2 separate regions of the Mus musculus genome follow, and region 2 is linked to region 1. A link is a loop called in an ENCODE intact Hi-C map of the cell type or tissue named here. Cell type or tissue: left cerebral cortex. All regions are shown on one strand.

Region 1 (2,500 bases):
TCTCAGAACATTTCATAGGCCATAAATGGCAGCTCTTCCCATTTTGAGAAGCACCTAGGAAAAAAAATTCAAAATGCTCTATCAGAGTTTTGCCCAACTTTTTTATACTGATTGTCTAGAATTTTCTTGGCTGGGCCACCTTGGGCTCAAACTTAGTGGACAGCCCCATGGTCCCCAGAGGAGGTAACACTTCCAGGTACTCTAACATGCCCAGGATCTTGGGATCCCAGGAACTTGAATAAACCAAGATCTCAGGGTCTCAGAGGAAGCTTGACTGCCAAGAACTCTGACACACCCAGAATCTCAGGATCACAGGATCCCTGAATCACAGGATCACAGAGAAAGTTGGACTCTAAGGAGTTCTGATTCAATCTGGATTACAGGAAAGACAGGCTCCAATCAGATGTATCAAGGGCAGGGAGCATTTGAGATAATAAGATGGTGGGAGGCAAGCATAAGAACAGAAGCAACAGAAACCAAGGTTACTTGGCATCATCAGAACCCAACTCTCCTACCATAGCAAGTCCTGGATACACCATCACACCCAAAAAAGCAAGATATGGATCTAAAATCTTCTCATGATGATGATGGAGGACTATAAGAAGGACCTAAATAACTCCCTTAAAGAAATACAGGAGAACACAGGTAAACGGGTAGAAGCGCTTAAAGAGGAAACACAAAGTCCCTTAAAGAATTACAGGAAAACACATCCAAACAGGTGAAAGAATTTAACAAAACCATCCAGGATCTAAAAAATGGAAGTAGAAACTATAAAGAAATCACAAAGGGAGACAACTCTGGAGATAGAAAACAAAGGCAGGAGCAATTGATGCAAGCATCAGCAACAGAATACAAGAGATGGAAGAGAGAATCTCAGGTGCTGAAGATACCATAGAAAACATTGACACAACAATCAAAGAAAATGCGAAATGCAAAAAGATACTAACCCAAAACATCCAGGAAATCCAGGACACAAATGAGAAGACCAAACTTAAGGATAATAGGTATAGACAAGAAGGAAGATTTCCAACTTAAAGGGCCAGTAAATATCTTCAACAAAATTATAGAAGAAAACTTCCCCAACCTAAAGAAAGAGATGACCATGAACATACAAGAAGCCTACAAAACTCCAAGTAGTTTGGACCAGAAAATAATAATCAAAAAACCAAATGCACTAAACAAAGAAAGAATATTAAAAACAGTAAGGAAAAAAGGTCAAGTAATATATAAAGGCAGACTTATCAGAATTACACCTGACTTCTCCCCAGAGACTGTGAAAGCTAGAAGATCCTGGGCAGATGTCATACAGACCCAAAGAGAGCACAAATGCCAGCCCAGGCTTCTATACCCAACAAAATTCTCAATTACCATAGATGGAGAAACCAAAGTATTCCATGACAAAACCAAATTTACACAGTATCTTTCCACAAATCCAGTCCTTCAAATGATAATAAAGGGAAAACTCCAACAAAAGGAGGGAAACTACACTCTACAAAAAGCAAGAAAGTAATCTTTCAACAAACTTAAGATAGCCACATGAACAGAATTCCAACTCTAACAACAAAAATAACAGGAAACAACAATGACTTTTCCTTAATATCTCTTAATATCAATGGACTCAATTACCCCAATAAAAAGACTAACAGACTGATTACATAAATAGAATTTTCTTTTTCTCTAGATATAACGCTATAGCTTCCAAGACTGAATAAGGCAGCATAGTCATACTGACTGATTGAATGATTTCATCAATAAAAGTATCACCTGGCTAATTGCATCTCATTATAATTAGCCTAAAATAGAAAATAAACAAGTGTCTTTATAGGTGTTTGAATTTGTTGCACACATACAAGCTCCCAATTAGTTGGTATACATTGTAATTTACTTAAAAATAAAATTCAACATGCTGTAGGTGATTTATTCTGACTTCTTTTTCTTCCAAATTTTATTACCAAAATAAATTCCTTCACATATAAAACCTAAGATTACATCAGAGAGTCTTATATTCTTTGTCTAAAAACAGTGAATGCATTGAAATCTAGATTTCAAAATTTATTTGTTCTCTGTCACATTTGTTTAAGTTTCCAAAGGGAAACAATAGCTTTATTCAGCAGGTGTCAATTTACAGGAAACCTTAGAGAGCCAATTGCTCCCAGTGACTGGCTGGCGTTCTCTATGCTTTGAATATTTCTCACTAAGTACTTGTTATCTTCTTCACCCATTTCTAGGTTTCTTTCCATAATTATGGGATTGAGTTACATGTCACTCTTCCTTGAGCTAAAATGGGGTTATGGCCAGGTGACTTGCTTTGGTCTATGATGCAGAAGCAGAAATAGCACATGTCTCTCTGGACCTAAAGCCTTTAGGATACACTTTACCAAGTTTCCTTTGCATCTGTCATCACTGAGATTCTGTCAGCCCCACCCTGTACTCAGACTGAGCATGTAAAAACAGCAGAGGCTGTACTGCAGTAGACATGGAGCAGTCTCAAGAAACAAGC
Region 2 (2,500 bases), 88 kb before region 1:
GCATTTGATTTATATTCACAACTATTTTTAACTTCCACAAGCTTTTTGCATATTATTCATCTAAACTAAATGAAAACTTTGATTCTTTTGTACTCTGGAAATCCCTTGAATCTGATGATTATCTTCAAATTAAAGATTAAAACAAAACTGTTTGGCTAAGTTTTTATACTTTTTCTGGCAATTCTAAATTAAGATGCACTTGAAATATTGAATTTATAGAACCCATTGTTTAATCTAAATTAGATTAACCCTCCTGGCTCCTCACAGATCCAAGTGAGCATCCCATGCTTTTGTTTATCCATGACTCAAGGTTATTACTGACAAAATTACAATTAGTCAGTACGTCAAACCTATTGTTTAGGTGCAAAGCTGTGAGCTATAAACCACCTCACTCTGGTGTAATTAAAACTATGTTCCAGTTCACCTACTTTAAGATGCCTACTTGGCTCTACATAAAGCTTCCTTTCACAGTCCTAACTACATGCAGACCTCGAAATCTTGAAACTTTATGGAAACAAACTTTATGGAGAGCCATAAACTTTTCTGAGATTCTTTAGAAGCAATCTTATCATCATCAGGATTAGAAATAAAATATAGTAAGTCACAGGAATAGTGGAGAACTTCTATAGTCACAGCTCTCCAAAGGCTGAGCACAGGGAATCATCAGTTCACTGGGGACTAGCCTGGGCTACATAGCAAGGCTCTGCTCTGAAAGAGAACTATCATTAAATCATAAGATACTTATAATGTTCTTTAAAATAAAACCTAATTCAAAATTCAGAAAAGCTATATGCATAAGAAATAATGCATTTGCATTTGTACCCACCCACTGCCTTGCCAAACTACTATAAAGAATGAACGTTTAGGGAGCAAAGGGATGGCTCATCAATTAAGAGCTCTGGCCACTTTTCTAAGGGTCCAGAAATCAATATTCAGCACCCATGTAGTGGCTTATGATCTCCCTTAATTGTAGTCCCAGGGGATCTGACTCTCTCTTCTGGCCACCTTGGGTACCTACATATATGTTAGGCACACAAACTCATGCAGAAAAATGAAAAAAAAAAGTTAAAGAATGAATAGTAAGTCCCAAAGTAAGAAGAAAGAAAACTGTTTTAGTTGTATCAGGGGTCAGTTGTTTTAAAGTTAATGAATGTCTGCAGAGTGCTGCTTGCAAAGTTGGGTACTAAACCAAAACAAGAGTCTCTCTGTCCCACAGTATGACTAGAAAAGGAGCCAACCAAAGAAGTATCACTGGGTTTTTATGAAGGAATGTCCTCTTCCCATTAAGATTCTAGCCCTGTCTCTTCCATGCAGGGTTTTCTGAACTCACTTGGAAAGAAGACAAAGAGGAGGCTCAACAATGTTTTCTGTAATCCCTTTGTCTAGTACACTAAGTATTCCTTAATTCAATTTTAGTAGATTACCCTAATCAATTTTTATGGTATTTAAACCTGCAAGAATTTATTTTTTTATGCTGAATTGGATGCAAATTTTAAGACTTGTGCCTAAAATATGGTCTTTAATTTAATGGAAATGAGATCGATGTATCTGTTCTGGTTTTTTCCACTGGTATTCTGAGAGAATAAGATAATGAATTTGAGAAACCATGATTGCTGTGTGATAGCTCCATTTTCCTCTCTTGGTTTGGCCAAAGATATAAAGGTAGCCTGAGACATCTTCACCTAAAACAAAAGGAAATGTAAGAAGAATGGAGGGAAGAAGGAAGTAAGTAAATGTTTGAAAAATATTGTGTGTTGTTACATAACATCGAGAAACTGAATTTGTGAAAAAAAAAAAAAAAGAACCATGCATACATGTTAAAGCTTGAAACACTCTGATCTTTATGGATCTTTATTATGTAAATGAATTTCTTCTTTTCTTATACCTTTTTTTTCCATTTTTTATTAGGTATTTAGCTCATTTACATTTCCAATGCTATACCAAAAGTCCCCCATACCCACCCACCCCCACTCCCCTACCCACCCACTCCCCCATTTTGGCCCTGGCGTTCCCCTATACTGGGGCATATAAAGTTTGCGTGTCCAATGGGCCTTTTAAAGTGACAAAAATTTCCTCTTAACTCTTCATATTACATAAGGAAAATCCATCTCTCATTGTTTAAATATTGTGACCAGTCGCACGTACTGAAATTATGTTTGTGTCTTCTTGACAAAAAAAGGGGGGGTGGCAATTTGGTTGACTTGTGCTGATGATCCCAACAAGAAACCATTTGAATTTTTTTATGTCAGCAAGAAATCAAGCCAAACTTCAAGGTGGCTTCTATAATAAAGCTGATGTTAATGTTACTCTTTTGGGGTGTGCAAGACAAGAAGCCAAAAATCTCACATTTGACTTTCAGTGACCAAATTACATCTGATACTTACAATTTCTTGGTGAGTGCAAGCCTTAATATGATTCAACAGGTTAGGGAGCTATACGACAGTTAATTTTTTGAAGTTCAACAAAAGACAAACAATTGAACTTTTGGGATAGCATTTGA

Evidence for each region. A loop is a pair of places that touch in the nucleus more often than their neighbours do. Peaks named below come from ENCODE experiments on the same cell type or tissue, not always from the same donor. Only the 100,000 strongest peaks of a DNase experiment are listed, where the experiment ranks them.
Region 2: a loop joins it to region 1, with 7 times the contacts of the local background. A loop is called at or near these places in 5 of 42 quality-filtered maps.

Annotation. Positions count from the first base shown.
Region 1 is chr6:46,957,734-46,960,233 of GRCm38, forward strand. All of the region lies in intron 15 of Cntnap2 (contactin associated protein-like 2), which reads left to right. It overlaps Gm38801 (a long non-coding RNA gene), which reads right to left and starts at 100. Exons shown (of 3, transcript XR_869031.2): 1 at 1-100. In left cerebral cortex, no CTCF peak of the experiment used is centred here; no DNase peak of the experiment used is centred here.
Region 2 is chr6:46,869,269-46,871,768 of GRCm38, forward strand. All of the region lies in intron 15 of Cntnap2 (contactin associated protein-like 2), which reads left to right. Among named protein-coding and RNA genes, the nearest start is that of Gm38801, 87 kb to the right of the region's middle. In left cerebral cortex, no CTCF peak of the experiment used is centred here; a DNase peak (open chromatin) is centred at 1,210.